Linked DNA regions of Homo sapiens: region 1 is linked to region 2. Evidence: read pairs that join two places in POLR2A ChIA-PET (ENCODE). Cell type or tissue: Panc1. All regions are shown on one strand. Each heading gives the region's core, and the rest is flanking DNA. Links, peaks and the distances in the headings are about the cores only.

Evidence for each region. ChIA-PET counts read pairs that join two places held together with the same protein. Peaks named below come from ENCODE experiments on the same cell type or tissue, not always from the same donor. Only the 100,000 strongest peaks of a DNase experiment are listed, where the experiment ranks them.
Region 1: POLR2A ChIA-PET joins it to region 2 with 10 read pairs; 4 of 35 experiments call an interaction of 5 or more read pairs at or near these places.

The regions. Positions count from the first base shown.
Region 1 is chr12:12,581,109-12,589,596 of GRCh38, reverse strand. LOC107984486 (a long non-coding RNA gene) reads left to right here and starts at 2,639. Exons shown (of 3, transcript XR_001749010.1): 1 at 2,639-3,296. RefSeq lists enhancers at 4,039-4,540, 6,095-6,154. In Panc1, for the core only: no CTCF peak of the experiment used is centred there; no DNase peak of the experiment used is centred there.
Region 2 is chr12:12,387,241-12,395,728 of GRCh38, reverse strand. The region is part of intron 2 of BORCS5 (BLOC-1 related complex subunit 5); the gene reads right to left. Among named protein-coding and RNA genes, the nearest start is that of BORCS5, 34 kb to the right of the region's middle. In Panc1, for the core only: no CTCF peak of the experiment used is centred there; no DNase peak of the experiment used is centred there; H3K27ac peaks cover 246 bases.

The DNA.
Region 1 (8,488 bases), core at 380-8,379, 190 kb before region 2:
CCCACCAACCCTCCACCTAACCTTCCTGCCGCACAACCCACCAACCCTCCACCTAACCTTCCTTCCACACAACCCACCAACCCTCCACCTAACCTTCCTGCCGCACAACCCACCAACCTTCCTTTGTCCTTCCTTCTACCCAGCATCTTTCTCCCTCTTGAACTTCCTTTCATTCTTCCTTCTATGTCTCATAAGGGACAAACCTGTATCATGGTCTGATGGCTCTCCTAGAGGACAATATTTATTGTGGGTAAGCTTTTGGGCTCTGGAGTCACAATAATTTGGGTGGTAATCTGGCTCCATCAATCTTTGATATATGAGTTCAAGCAAGTAATGTAACCTCTTAAAAGTGCCAATCTTCTCATCTTAAAATCCTAATTGTTTTGAGGATTCAATTAATCAGGCTTATAAAATGCTCAGCACAGTACCTGGCACACAGTAAGTACTTGATAAGTGTTAGTGATTCTTGTTATTAGATATGGGGGGTGAAGGGAAGGAAGAAGTCAGGTATAATTCTTAGGTTTCTAGGCTACTTACAATATATAAAGTAATCACAGATATTTCACTCAATTCTCCTTTTTCATATAGCACATATCCTTTTGAGTATGAAGAGATTAGGAAATCTTTCCTTTCTTTCCTCCCTACTCCTAAATTTCTTGACTCCTGCAGTTTTCATAACTGATGGAAGATAAACTACTAACCTATACATCAACATGGACATAAGAAAGGATTCTTGGCTGGGCGTGGTGGGTCACACCTGTATTCCCAGCACTTTGGAAAGCCGAGGCAGGTGGATCACTTGAGGTCATGAGTTTGAGACCAGTCTGGCCAATATGGTGAAACCCTATCTCTACTAAAAATACAAAAAAATTAGCTGGGCCTGGTGGTGTGTGCCTGTAGTCCCAGCTACTCAGGAGCCTGGGGCAGAAGAATTGCTTGAACCTGGGAGGCAGAGGTTGCAGTGAGTGCCGAGATAGCATCATTGCACTCCAGACTGGGCCTCATAGCAAGGCTGTGTCTCAAAAAAAAAAAAAAAAGAAAGGGTTCTTCTGACTCTGGAGTTTAGAGGGTAGCCTTTTACCACATTACTCCAGTCACTTCTACTTCTGGTAGGAGACAAGCTACGAAAGTTTCTTCTCCCTTATAGAGGAAAGACCCCTTTTAGAGCTCCTTCATGTAAGAAGGGAGGAAAAGTTACCAAACCTCCTTGAGGAATTAAATTAGGACAAAACTAGGTGGGGGAAACCTAAGTTAAATGCTTTTCATAAATAGCATTTTATTTAGGACAACTTAGCTATTGTCCTAATAGCTAAGTGCAGGAGCACCTTTGGGTTGTCCTGCTTTGTGGAGGCCCCCTGACCTAAGAACATGTTATATATTGATCAGGAAAGGAATTGGATATAGACTTGGAAGTGATCTCTGTAAAGTCAGAAGGAGGATCCTAGGACTGTAAGGGCATACACACAGGGCAGTGAGCAAGAAGTGAAGTTGTAGGGGAGCCGGGCACTGTGGCTCATGCCTGTCATGCCAGCACTTTGGGAGAGAGGCTGAGGTGGGAGGATCACCTGAGCCCAGGAGTTTCAGACCAGCCTGGGCAACATTTTAGAAATATTTAAATTTTTCTACATGCATGGTGGCATGTGCCTGTGGTCCCAGCTACCTGGGAGGGTGAGGCAGGAGGATTGCTTGAGCCCAGGAGGTTGAGGCTACAGTGAGCCATGATGGTGCCACTGCACTCCAGCCTGGGTGATACAGTGAGACCTTGTCTCAAAACATAATAAATAAGTAAATAAATACAAAAATAAATAAAGACAGGTACACTGTAAAGTGCACACTAGCAAATGATCTTGCCCTTTCTCAAGTACTTATAAGGCTTAAGACCGGGCCAGAATTCAAATCATAGACTGGCATATAGAGTTTAAACTAGTAAAATTAGAAAGGGAAAATGTAAACTCCTGAACAAAATGTTAAGAAATTTATGTATAAACCTGGAATGCGGAAAATCTAGCTGAGCAGTTTATATGAAAAATATTATGGGTTTTATTTAGGCTGGCTGCCAGTGCCATGGGAGCCAACAGTGTAATTTCAGCTTGTAAAGAAATGAGTGCAATCTCTGCCTGCATGGAAGTACAATATTCATTTAATAATGGGAAACTTCAGCTTTCTTATCTGCAAAATTAGACGCTAGATTAGACAATTTCCGGGTCCCATACAGTGCTACTATTTTATGAGTATATGACTCTATCACTTAGAAGTTCTAAACTTGAATTCCTGCATTTCCAGAAAATGACCATTGGAAAGAAATATAGGCTTGACTAAAACAGATAATTCATTTCTCTGGTTAACTTTATAGTTTGGATAATCTCCAAAGAGAAAACAAAAAAGATTCTTTTTCTGTGTGTGTGCTGACCTGACCCACAGATATACACCATGTCAAGCTTCACCCAGAACTATTTTGCTTCAGGTGGCAAGCCTGAGAAACCAGTTTTTCCTGAAGTTTGCCTGATAAATACGTTTATGATGAGCTGTACTGTCATTCTTCTATCTTGCCATAGCCTTGGAAGGCCCCTCCTAAGCTGGCCAATTGCCTGTTGACGTTGGTAATCAAGGATTTCAGAGGCAGACATCAAGGCCAACATGGGGCAACGACAGGAGGGACTGGGGTGCTCTGCCATATGAGGCTGCGGGAAGGCATGGATCCGAGTTTTAGCCACAGCATAATAGGCGGTCTGTGATGGTTTTGTGGGTAACCAGTGAGCTTCCCCAATTGATCGGTGCAGTTATCATTCTATTTTAGACCCCTAATTGGCATTTCCAAGCAGTTTAAATATGTTTTGAGAAAAAGGCAGTAAAAGAGACTAAATCTGGGGGAAAGCAAAGCTTCAGTAAAAATAGCATTCCAAATATTTCAGCTGGGATCTCTTTGTCTAACTAACAGAGATTTGGAGAGTGGATCAGAAGGCCTGCATCTCCTTCCCCTTCTGCAATTAGCCAGGTATATGCCCGTGGGCAAGCCATTGAACTGATCCTGGGCCACTGTTTCCTTACTTACAAGATGAAGAGGAGCCCCACCTTGCTACTTCCAAGAGCGTAGGAGCTGAGCACCTTTGGGTTGCCCTGGTTTGTGAAGGCCCCCTGAACTAAGAACACATTATATATTGATCAGGAAAGGAATTCGATATAGGCTTGGAGGTGATCTCTGTAAAGTCAGAAAGAGGATCCTAGGATTCTAAGGCCATATGCACAGGGCAGTGAGCAAGAACTGAAGTTACAGGACTCTCAGGTTCCTGTCTCAGGTAAGTCCCTTCCAGGTGTTGGCTGAGTTGCTCTATGGCTCATTTTCTTAATTGTGTCAAGCAGAAGAGGTCACAGAGGGTGGAGCATTGGCCAATGTGTCATGTTCTCAAAGTTCTGAAAAAAGGACAGAGGGAGCAGAAAGGCCAGAAGAGGAGTTTCCACAGCAAACTGACCACAACCAACTATCCCATTCCCTTCCCAGACTGGAAGGGACAAGGGCACCAGGTAGCTGCAGCCTCCATGGTTTCTTAAGTATCTTCATCCCTTTAGCACCATAGCCACCAACTTAAGCAAGGAAATCAAGATCTTTAACAAACAGGGGAAGTCCAGGAGATGGTAATTAGGTGAACTTTTGGAGATTTTGGGGGAATCCGTAGATGTTTATCTTTTCAAGAGATAGACTCCCTTTTAAATTTTGGTAAAATCTACATAAATGTCATTTACCATTTTAGCCATTTTTACATGTACAATTCAGTGGAGAGGCCCTTTTTGATAACTTTCATTCTCTCCCTGTGCTGATGTAGACTGTGTACTCCCTGCTAGGAAGATTCCTGGTTGTTCTGCAGGGTCATTCTGAGGGCGTCATCCAGTTAAGTGGATTTGGCTCCTGCAATAGGGGAATACCCCAAAATACCAGAAACAGGACAGGAAATTATTCTGTGGTCATTTATCCTTGATACTGATGAGATCAGATTTGCTGCTGCATCCCTTTAATTTTTATCTCTGCATTGTCCCTAACCACTTATCTTGACCTGTGGCTTGCCCTTGGGCCTGATCTCTTTCATTATAGTGCATTTTGGTTCTCTGCTGACTCCTGGCGCATTCTGATTATTAAAAAAAAACCCTATTTTTCTTGGGATGTGACTTGTCTGCCCCTTCAGTGGTCCTTGCAGAGCTTATTTGTCAGATACTATTGACAGCTTCTGCTCTCTACCTGAGCTCCAATCCCATTTCCCTGACTGCCTACTGGCCATTTCCTCTGGAATGTGCAGGTCATTGTTCTGCCAAGCAGATTGCAACATGTCCAAAAACAACCTTCTTCTTTTTTTTTTTTTTTTTTTGCCACAAATCAGCTGCTCATATAAACTGTCAGTCCCTGTCAATAGTCCATGAAGTTATTTAGATATAGAGAAGCAAATTCCTCTTTGATTTGATCTCCTCTTTCATCACTCTCAGCTGTTCAGCCCCTAGAACAATCAGGTTTTCCTTCAAATATTGATCTTGTTTCTGTCATTCCCTCTCTCCTATGCCCATTTCTAGGTCCTTACTTCCTCTAATATCATCTACTGTTCATGTCTACCCTTTCCCTGATTCAATTACCTGTGAAAGACTGAGGCCAGACCTAGACTACCTTCATTAATCAAATCATGTCTATTCAAAACCCTGAAGTTCTTCCCTATTCATATAGACTTCTTGCTCTTCTTTGCTGTCAAAATTTCCTCTAATCTGATCTCATACTAGACAATATTTCTGCCAGGTGGCTATATTGTAATGGGAAGTTTAATGGACTTGGAGTTAGTGGATCTGCTTTCAAATCCTAGCCCCGTACTCAGCAGAATGACCTTGGGCAATTCACTGACTCTCGAAACCTTGAATCCCCATTTGCAAAACTGGGGTGATAATACCTATGTCATAGGGAAGTTTATGAGATTGTAGTAATATCTGTGGAGACAGTTTAGCATTGTGCTCGGAACCCGTGTTTGGGCTGACTTACTTGGTTCAATACTAGGCTTTCCCACTCAGTAACTATGTGACCTGAAGCAAGTTCCTTAGCCTCTCTGGGTTTCATCAGTTTCATCTGTAAAATGGATACATTACCTATGAGGTAACATATACCTCATAGGTCTGTCGTGACAATTAAATGAGATAATATATGTAAAGCACTTTAACACAGTGCAAGGCACATTGTAAGCTTTAATAGGTGTAAACTATTATAATTATGCAGCAAGAGACCTAGTGTAATCAGCACTTGATATATGTTTGGTAAGTTTGTTTGTGTGAGACAGTGTCTCACTCTGTCACCGACACTGGTGTGCAGTGATCATAGCTCACTTGCAGCCTCGACCTCCCAGGATCAAGCTGTCCTTCCACCTCAGCCTCCCAAGTACTATACTCCCTGGGACTATAGGCGCACACCTTCACACCCCGCTAAATTGTTTTGTATTTTTGTAGAGAAAGGGTCTCACTGTGTTTCTCAGGCTAGTCTTGAATTTTTGGGCTCAAGCGATCCACCCACTTCAGCCTCCCAAAGTGCTGGGATTATAGGCATGAGCCACCGTGCCCAGCCTAAGTATGTTGATGAATTCATCTTATTCAGATGATCTTAACTTCCCATTAATTTTTGCTATGTACATTCTTATGCCACCCTTCCTCCAGACAGGCTGACTGCTTTGGTTTTCCATGAATATATCTTTCACTTTTCTTGCCTTTGATAATGGTTTCCTATTATAATTTATAATTCATCACATGAAATAGTAGGTACTATATCATTTCTAGAATGTCATAATTTCTCTTTCCTGCCAATCCAGATTCTTTCCATTTTTTAAGGTCTCTCCTAAACGTTGGCTTGGTGACACTTTCCCTCATTACTTCTGTACTTATCAGTGTCTCATTTTTCTGAACCAATTACCCTTGGCTTAGCACTTGATGCCATTAATCTGTCAGGTACACTTAGCTGCTGTTTCCTGTATATTCATTTTGTGTCTTCAGCTCAAATGAAAACAGTCCTCAATCCAGCCTTGTTTCAGAACATGCAGTAAATATATAGTGACTATTAAATCTATTAGATCCAACATTCTAGAATAATTTTTCAGGTCTACAGCCTCTTATCAAAAGACTGGCCTATGAGGGTGGGCAGAGGGTTTGGGAATAAGAAGTTCCTGCTGCATTGGACAAGGTCCTTTCGCCTCTGGGCCATGTTGTCAGCGAAGTACTTAAGCACAGGGGCTCCGAAGGTGAGGGGCTGGGAGTAGACCATCAGACCATCCCTGACACAGACAGGAAAGTGTCCCCATTCAAATCTCATTCTTGCTGTGACAGGCTTTGCCTTTAACTAGTTTCTCAAACTTCTTGTACTTTTACACAACATTTGCCCTACTGAGAAACTGGCTTTGCGTGAAACTTCCCATGGCTTGAAGCAAGTCCCCATGACGGTGTTTGCATACCACTGGGGTTTTGTTCCTCCCACACATGCCAATAAAGATGAAGTGGCACTAAGATGACGTGATATGAAGGACATCACTGCAGCCTGCAAAGCAGAGAATGTTTGAACTATGTCAAAGAGTCATACCAGGGTTTCACAATTACAGAAAAGGCCAAGAAAGACTAGTCAAGAATGCAAGGTGAATAACGTTGTCTCTGCTCCAGTTCTCACGGGTGCTGTAGCCCCCACTGAACGCCCATTTCTCTGCACTCCTGTAGTACATATCATCTGGACTACACAATTCAGTCCTGCATTATACAGTGTCCTTCAAAAATTGCTTTGTGTGTTGTGTTCTCCCAGCTAGTTGTAAGTTCCTGAGAATACAGACCACATCTTATACTTCCTTGCTATTGTATATAGAGCCTTGCAATACCATTTAACTCAGTGTTGGGCACAATAAAATTCTCAACAGTAAATGTTGATGGATTTGGTTTTGGAAATGTAAATTTATAAAAAGTGGCCCTGCAAAGGAGAATGAGAAGACTCACTTCCTTTTGAGGGCTGTGGGCCTGGGAGTCCCATCGTCATTTGCAGTGTTGCCAGCAGCAGCAGCCTTCTTTCACAGGACAGGGAGTCAGTACAGCACCAGTAAGACACGTGGTTTCATTGCTTTCCCACTCAGAAGAAGACCACTCAGCACAGTGCCGGAGACCCTGCCCTGATTCCCCTTTCTCCTCCCAACCACAAAGGCCATGCAGGTAGAACTTGAGGGGCATCAGAGATTATCTGACTGAACTCCCTTGTTTTGTAGATGAGGAAACAAGGCAAGAGCAGCTGAGGGTGGTGGAAAGCATATGCATGGGCTTTGGAGTTAGGCAGTACTGGACTCTAATCCCAGTGCTGTTACCCTTTAGCTGTGCGATTGTGGGAGAGTCTGTTAACATCTCAGAGCCTTGATTTCCTCATCTTTAAAGTGTAACAATGGCGACCCACAGGAAATGTTGTAAAAACTCAGGGAAATAATATATGCAAACACAGTGCTTGGCAATAATAGATGCTCAATACCTGTTGGGCTCTCTATTTTCCTTCTCTTGAGTCTCCTGCCCAAAGTCATAAAACAATTTAGTGCTAGCCTCTCCTGTTTTTCAAGCTGTTTTCTTTCAATCAGGTACTAAAGCTAACCTCCTACCCACTAGAAAATTAGGATCAACCATTAACACATTTTTTAATGCTGAAATTTATAACAAAATTTTTAATGCTCACCAGACGTGGTGGCTCATGCCTGTAATCCCAGCACTTTGGGAGGCCAAGGCAGACAGATCACCTGAGGTCGGGAGTTCGAGACCAGCCTGACCAACATGGAGAAACCCTGTCTCTACTACAAATACAAAATTAGCCGGGCGTGGTGGTGCATGCCTGTAATCCCAGCTACTTGGGAGCCTGAGGCAGGAGAATTGCTTGAACTCAGGGGGCAGAAGTTGTGGTGAGCCGAGATCACGCCATTGCACTCCAGCCTGGGCAACAAGAGTGAAACTCCATGTCAAAAAAAAAGAAAATCCCAAGATTTGGACATATTTATTTGGAGCACTTTTATATACCTTGAGATAAAAGAACTTAAAAGATAGAAATACTAAATTTCAGTGTCAGATTCAAAGGTATTGAGGTTTTATCCATTTCCAACTACAGTGTTTGAACTTTTGGTACTCCTAAAATAGTACTCATGGCCTTTTACCCCTTACAAAAATAAAAAAAATTCTGGCTTTGGTATATTTACGTGCTTTGCTTTGCAACCTGATATTTTTCACCTGTCTTTCTTAAGACATACTCTGCCGTCCATTAATCATCAATTGGATCTAAAATGAAAGCACCGCTGTTGGGGTTCTGTTAAAAAAATAGAAACTCTCACTCTGTCATGCCGTCAGTGGCACAACCATGGCTCACTGCAGCCTCAAACTCCTGGGCTCAGGTGATCCTCCCACCTCAGCCTCCTGAATAGCTGGGACTACAGGTATTACAGGTATACCCAGCTAAAAAAAAAAAAAATAGAAA
Region 2 (8,488 bases), core at 147-8,146:
AGCGCAGCTGTCAACATGTTAATACCCTGCTCCCTACTGCAACAAACAAAACTACAATCACGTTCTTATGGCATCAACTTCAAATTCCTTTCCCTATCCTTTAGGAGCCTCCAAATCTGGCCCTAACCTAATTTTCCCACCTTGCCGGGCATGGTAGCTCACCCCTGTAATCCCGGCACGCTGGGAGGCCAAGGCAGGTGGATCACTTGAGGTCGGGAGTTCGAGATCAGCCTGGCCAACATGGTGAAACCCCATCTCTACTAAAAATACAAAAAAAAAAAAAAAAAAAAAAATTAGCTGGGTGTGGTGGTACGCACCTGTATTCCCAGCTACTTGGGAGGCTGAGACAAGAGAATCATTTGAACCTGGGAAGCGGAGGCTGCAGTGGCAGAGATCACACCACTGCACTCCAGCCTGGGTGACAGAGAGAGACTCTTTCTCAAAATAATAATAATAATAATAATTGTCTCATCCTCTTACTCCCTCTCAAATTGCAGCCTTCTCTTTGGTCACAGAGTGATCACTCTGCCACCACCCCATCTCCTCAATGCAGGATATTCAGACCCACTTTGCTCAGACTCTCTTGCCAGCCCAGAACTCCTTCATCCACCTTCCCAACCCAACCTAACACATCACACCAAAACCCCACCTGTCCTTTTAGGTTCAGCTCAATTAATCATTCCTCTCTATATACAGTTGTTTCCTATGACTATGGTCCACCTCTTCCCCTGTGGTAAAAACCATCCGGCCTTTGGACTATGACAGACCTGAGTTTAAATCTTTTTGGAAGATGAGCAAGTTGTCTAACCTCTCTGTAGCTCAGCATTATCTATATGTGGATGATGTTAATATTTCCCTCATAGGATTGTTTTTGAAGACTTGCAAAGGTCCTGTATGAAGTACAACCAGTGTAGCACTTGGCACATGGGAAACAGGCACTCCACACAGAAGGTATGATACCATTATACACTACTAAATGAACACTATGCTTGTAAAATCCTACACTTTAAGTCAACCATGAGGTTTGTTTTCTATACTAGATTGTAATCCTCAGGAGCAAAAATCAGCCTGGCAAGATGGAATACATCTGTAGTCCCAGCTACTCAGGAGGCCAAGGCAGACACTTGAGCCCAGGAGTTTGAGTTCAGCCCAGGCAACGTACTCTGTCTCTTTAAATTTTTTTTTTTTAAAGGGCGGCAAAAATTATGTGACATCCAGTTATATCTTACTTATTTAATAATTCCAACTCCCTGAACAGCCAAGAAACAGGGAAAACCAAAAATGGCCTACAGGTCACCAAAATAGTTAAATCCCATGTATTAATTCCTGTGTATTTTAATAACAGGAAGCCCTTCAGACTGCCTCAGAGGCCTATTGGTTTGTCTTTTGTTTGTTTGTTTTTTGAGATAGAGTCTCAATCTGTCACCCAAGCTGGGGTGCAGTGGCATGATCTCAGCTCACTGCAACCTCTGCCTCCTGGGTTCAAGTGATTCTCCTGCCTCAGCCTCCCGAGTAGCTGGGATTACAGGTGTGCACTACCATACCAGGCTCATTTTTGTATTTTTAGTAGAGACAGGGTTTCACCATGTTGGCCAGTGTAGTCTAGAACTCCTGACCTCAAGTGATCCACCCACCTCAGCCTCCCAAAGTGCTGGAATTACAGGCATGAGCCACCGCACCCGGCCGAGGGCTATTGATTTTATTTTGGTTTCCAAGCTGACAGTAGCTGCTACTTGCTATCAGCAAGGGGAATGAAAGAAAAACCATAAAAAGTAAACATACACACCTGATCTGTACCAAATTGTAAACAAAATCAAGTCTAGCAATCAAAACTTCTGTTCTAATTGGTATATTAGCATGTATTATATGAGAGATAATGTAATTCTAATGTTCAAAAATAGAGACAAAGGCCGGGCGCGATGGCTCACACCTATAATCCCAGCACTTTGGAAGGCCAAGGCGGGCAGATCTACCTGAAGTCAGGAGTTCAAGAACAGCCTGGCCAACATGGTGAAACCCCGCCTCTACTAAAAATACAAAATTTAGGCAGGCATGGTGGTGTGCTCCTGTAGTCCCAGCTACTCAGGAGGTTGAGGCACGAGAATCACTTGAACCCAGGAGGCAGAGGTTGCAGTGAGCCAAGATCATGCCACTGCATTCCAGCCTGAGTGACAGAGTGAGACCCTATCTGAAAAAACAAAAAACAAAAACACTTAAAAGCAGTACCTGTAAAGTCCTGCATTTAGATGAAAAATAACCAGTTGTATAAGGATAGGGTGTGGGAAAACTGGCTCAACAGCAATTCAGTGGGGGCTTTTTTGATCTCAAGTTCAGAAAGTGGAAGCAGTAGTCCCAGGCACCTGGCAATGGTTACTGTACACCTGCGAGAGTATTCTGGGTGTCATGTTTAAGAAGAGATTTTTAAACTAGGGTACATCCTGAGTTGAGTGATAGAAGTCATTGTCCAGAAACCTTGTCTTATTATTATTTTTTGGAGATAAGGTCTCACTCTGTCACCCAGGCTGGAGTGCAGCAGCACAATCTCGGCTCACTGCAACCTCTGCCTCCTGAGCTCAAGGATCCTCCCGCCCCAGCCTCCCAAGTAGCTGGGACTACAGGCATGCACCACTGTGCTGGTCTAATTTTTTTGTATTTTTTGTAGAGACGGAGTTTTGCCATATTGTCCAGGCTGGTCTTGAACTCTTGGGCTCAAGCAGTCCGCCCACCTCAGCCTCCTAAAGTGCTGGCATTGCATTATAGGCATGAGCCACCACACCTGGCCGACCTTTTTTTATGAAGGAGATTTGAAGCAGATTACAGTTTTGGTTTGCAGAAGAGACGACTCAGAATATAACCCTCTTCTAATATTACATGGGTGCCAAATAGATACAGGATTTGATCTAATTTTATAAAGTCCCAGTGATCAGAACTGAGATCAGTGGACAGAAATTATTGGGAGGTAGAGTTTGGTTTGATAAAAAGAACTTTCTATAATAATTTGAATGGTAATTTTTATTGGGCAATTGCAATACGTCACACAGTGAGCTAAGCACTTTTCAGACAGCGTCTCACATTTAATTCTCACAGCATCCTTGTCATGTGGGTACTTTTTAGTCTCAATTTATAGATAAGGATACTGTTGTTTAGAGATAAGGATTTGTCCAGTGTTGTGCAGCTAAGAAGTGGCTGAGCAGCTGTTCTTAATCTGGATCTGACTGTTCTCAAAAGTCTATGTCTGTAACCTTTTTGCTGCCTTGCATAGTATTAAACTATCTTAATTACTAGAAATGTTTAAGCAGAACTGGAATGATTCTTTGTAACTTGGAATAAATTCCTGCAATTCATGAGAGTGCAGAGGGGCAGTGTGGCATGATAGGAAAAAGCACAGACTTTGGAGATAATTCAGAGATCGAAAACGTCGTATATTGGCCTTAGGATCTTGGTCAAGTCACCTAACCTCTTTGGATCACATTTTCCTCATCTCTAAAAGGGACACTAATACCTCTACCTCAGAAGGTTATTGGGAGGATTAATTTATTTGAGTAGTGTGTATTTGTTACATATTGGGGACTCAACAAATAATTGCTGTGTGCAGAAATCCCTTTAACTTAAACAATTATGATCGTTGGACTTAGAGCTGCACCATTTTAGCTTTGTCTCTATTTTTTTTTTTTTTTTTTTTTGAAATGAAGTCTCACTCCATTGCCCAGGCTGGAGTGCTGTGGTGCAATCTTGGCTCACTGCAACCTCTGCCTCCTGGGTTCAAGTGATTCTCATGCCTCAACCTCCTGAGTAGCTGGGACTACAGGAGCAAACCCCCATGCCTGCCTAAATTTTTAGCGTTTTTTTTTTTTTTTTTTTTAGTGACGGGGTTTCACCATGTCGGCCAGGCTGGTCTTGAACTCCTGAGCTCAAGCGATCTGCCCACCTTGGCCTCCCAAAGTGCTGAGATTACAGGCATGAGCCACTGCACCCAGCTGTATTGCTTTTAAATGTCATTGTGGTTTCAGACCATCTTTTCAGTCTGTTAAGATCATTTTGTGCCAGGCGTGGTGGCTCACGTCTGCAATCCCAGCACTTTCGGAGGCCAAGGCGGGCGCATCATTTGAGGTCAGGAGTTCGAGACCAGCCTGGCCAACATGGTGAAACCCTGTCTCTACTAAAAATACAAAAAAATTAGCCGGGCATGGTGGCGTGCACCTGTAGTCCCAGCGACTTGGGAGACTGAGGCAGGAGAATGGTTTGAACTCAGGTGGTGGAGGTTGAAGTGAGCCGAGATCATGCCACTGCACTCCAGCCTAGGTGACAGAGCTAGACTCTGTCTCAAAAAAAAAGGTCATTTTGACCCTTGATTCTGTCATCCATTGTGTCAGATATTCTGTCCAACACTTTACCACCTACCAATGTGATTGATATGCCTCTACCTCTTTATTTAAGTCCAGTCCACAAATCTTCAATAAGTATCTAGCATGTATAGGGTCCTTTGCTAAGTATGGCAGGAACCAAGCTAAGTGATATGATCTTGAGTAAGGTTGAGGCCAAGGTCAGAACCTTGCAGTATCTTACTTATGCTCCTGTTATGGACTTATCTTGAAATTTTTAGTGTGACAAAACAAGACTGACTGGATGCACAATAGTAGTCTATCAATACTTTAAAAGAGAACAAGCGCTGAAGGCACAGAGTTGGAACCAATGGATGGAAATTTTGAAATCATGGCCCCTCGTTCAATTACCCGCCTCCCCTTTTAACGTGTACTTTTTTCTATTTCTAAGCTTCTGGTACCTCTTCTGTTCTTTACAATTCATTAAAAATGGCAGTTTAGGCCGGGCGTGGTGGCTTATGCCTGTACTCCTAGCACTTTGGGAGGCCAAGGAAGGTGGATCATCTAAGGTCATCCTACTTATTACTGCTTTTGCTTTGACCATAATTTTTTTTTTTTTAAGAGACAGGGTCTTGCTCTGTCACCCAGGCTGCTGTGCAGTGGTGCAGTCATAGCTCACTGCAGCCTGGAACTCTTGGGCTCAAGCAATCCTGATGCCTCAGCCTCCCAAGTAGCTGAGGCTACAGGTGCATCCACCTTATTGAGATAAGGTCAAAAAAAAAAAAGGAGATAAGGTCTTGCTATGTTGACCAGGCTGGTCTCAAATTCCTGGCCTCAGGTGATCCTCCTGCCTCAGCCTCCCAAGTAGCTGTAATTACAAGTACATGCCACCACCCCCGGCTTTCTGACCATAACTTTCTGTATTTCTAGTTATCCTTCCTTCTACATTTAGGACACATGCTTTTAAAATTAAAGCATTTTGCAATGTTCTGTGCTTGGCCACAGTGGTCACTTCAAATATATTACCTCCTTCCTCATCATGATCTATGTAAAGATTGTATCAATTTAGGAAAGGTAAAAAAGATAATGAAGGAGATGGTCTAAGACAAACTTGCCTTCTAGTGGGATGAACTATTAGAATGTAAGCTCTTTGAAAGCAGAGATTGTGTATTTGGCTATACCCTCACCTCCTAGAACAGTGCCTAACACATAGCAGCCCTCAAATATTTGCTGAACAAATGAACAAGCAAAATCTTGAAGGAATGATAGATTAAAGGAATCTAAAAAGGAATCATTAAAGGAATGAAAAGATTTTAGCAGGCCTATGTGGAAAAGATGGCTTTTTATCAGATAGAAGGGCATGGGCAAAGTTTAGAGGTGGGAAAGCAAAGAAAACAGTCCGATTTGGCCTGGAGCTCAATACAAAGCACACAGTGGGAAATGAAGATTTAAAGACTGCTTGAGGCCAGGCGCAGTGCCTCATGGCTGTAATCCCAGCCCTTTGGGAGGCCGAGACAGGAAGATCACTTGAGGTCAAGAGTTCAAGATAAGCCTGGCCAACATGGCAAAACCCTGTCTCTACTAAAAATACAAAAATTAGCTGGGTGTGGCGGCATGTGCCTGTAATCCCTGCTACTCGGGTGACTGTGGCATGAGAATCACTTGAACCCGAAAGGCAGAGCTTGCAGTGAGCCAAGATCATGCCACCGCACTCCAGCCTGGGCGACAGAGCGAGACTCTGTCTCAAAAAATAAATACATAAAACGAAATAAATTTTTTAAGATAAAGGCTGCTTGAGATCTTCACCTCAAGCTGAGGAGCTCATACCTGCATCAGAATTGGTTGTAGGCAGGATGGAGCAACCAATTCTGCAGAGGAATCACATAACTTCAGTTGGGCTTAAAAGATACTGGCAGAGGTATATAAAACTAATTAGAATTGTAAATGTGCATTAAAAATATATTTATTTGGCTGGGAGTGGTGGCTCACACCTGTAATCCCAGCACTTTGGGAGGCCAAGGCGGGTGGATCACCTAAGGTCAAGAGTTCGAGACCAGCCTAGCCAACATGGAGAAACCTGGTCTCTACTAAAAATATAAAAATTAGCCAGGCGTGGTGGTGGGCGCCTGTAATCCCAGCTACTTGGGAGGCTGAGGCAGGAGAATCCCTTGAACCTGGGAGGCAAAGTTTGCAGTAAGCCGAGATCGCACCATTGCCCTCCAGCCTGGGCGACAAGAATGAAAATGCGTCTCAAAAAAAAAAAAAAAAAAAGTACTTACTTGTAAGGACCTAGGGGAAAAACTCTGGCCAGAGATAGTTAATATCTGGTACTTTCTATATGAACCCATAGTATTTGCCTCAACAACCTGTGTCCTGTCCCTATGCTGGAATGAGTGAGACTCAAGGAATGTCACCAAAGTAAAAGTAGGGATAAAAATGAGGCCAAAATAAATAGGCCTCGGAACTGTAGCCTCTTGCGAGAACTTACTGCAAGTCAGAGGACTGGCTTCAACCATTGCTAAAAGAATGGCTTAGGGAGTTATGCTCATATCTGGAACATTTTTTAAATTTCCATCTCATGTGTGGGGTTGCCTTGATGTTCTGTTTCAATCTCTTCCAGTATATTGCCAGGAAAGGAGAAGAACAGCAGAAAGATAGTCTATCTGGCCCCAAAAATGTCAGCCATCCTCTGGTCCTCAGACCAGACTCACAGATGGCTGTTACCTTTTCTTATATGTCCCCCCCACCCCACTTAAGAGTCTGGTTTCCTTTCATTAATTATTCATGCCTTGTCCTATTTTCCCTTTTTGTATAATTATGGAACACTAACACAATTGTTTCATTAATAATATACTTATCTACTACTGCTGGAAGACCACATCCAAAAAAAAGCAGTGGATATTATAATGAGATTTATCTTCCTTATTTACAGATACATTTCTTTTGCTTTTGAATATTAACTATCCTCGGCCAGCAGTTCCTTTTTGTTGATTTCGTCCCATCTAAATTAGGAGCAGCCATGACATTGCTATCCTATTTGAGGTTTGGGGCAGGTCTTAGAATCATTACTCTCTCATCAATGGTGTGATTTTTATGTCTCTGGTCACTGCTACCATATGTTTGGGAAGTGTGGTCTTAGGATGTGGTTTAAAGTCTCAGGAAAAACACTTCAATGTTTTAAATAAGTATAGACTAGTAATAAATACAGTTTGTGGTGATAAAATACCACAATAAAAACTGCATTAATGATATACATAATAAGCATGGTACTGATAATCAGATACCAAAAAGAGTCTCAATTAATATAATAATCACAAATGTTAGTTCTCACTAATCGCATATGAGATAGCAATTTACTTCCCACAAAAATACCAACTAGAAACTGGAAAATAAAAAAGTATTCTTAACAGAAAGAGTTCTGTGTCTGTTGACTGTGATGAGCTTTTCCCTGGATCTCTGACCTAGGTTCTGTCGTGTTAAACATTCTTTAATGACTTGAGTGAGGCCCCTCATGGTGTGTTAATCGTGGGGATTCAAAAAAGGCTTCAACAAGCTAGAAACTGAGGCTACATGTGACACTGAACTGTGGATGAATGTGAGTCTTTCACTGAAGGTCCAAAAACTATCTGCAGAAATACAGGATGGGGGAGGTGTGGCTTAATGTCAGCACATGTGAAAAACACTTTAGAGTTTTAGATGATTCGATATGACTCAAGTGCATGTGGCTGCCAAAAAAGCTACTTAAACTTGGGCTGTATTAAAAGGAATATATCATGCAGAAAAGACACTGGATCCAATCCACACCTGGAACACTATGCCAATTCTGGGGGTCATGCTCTAACAAAAGAGACAAAATGGAGTATATTTAGGTTTCGGATCAGAGGGCTGAGTGACATAAAATCATGAGCACGTGTTACTTTCATGATCAGAATAAAAGATACTTCCATTTTGGAGAAAACAAATCCTTAAGTAATGCCCAGTGTTGAAGAGGATATTATGAAATGGAAATGCTCAGATAGTATTGTTTTTACTATGAATTAGTTTATTAAATCCTTTGGGAAGCAATTCTGTCATATATTGTAACTGCCACAAAACTTATGTTGGCTTTACTTATAATCACCAAATACTGGAAACAACCCCGATTCCTTCAGCTGGCAAATGGATAG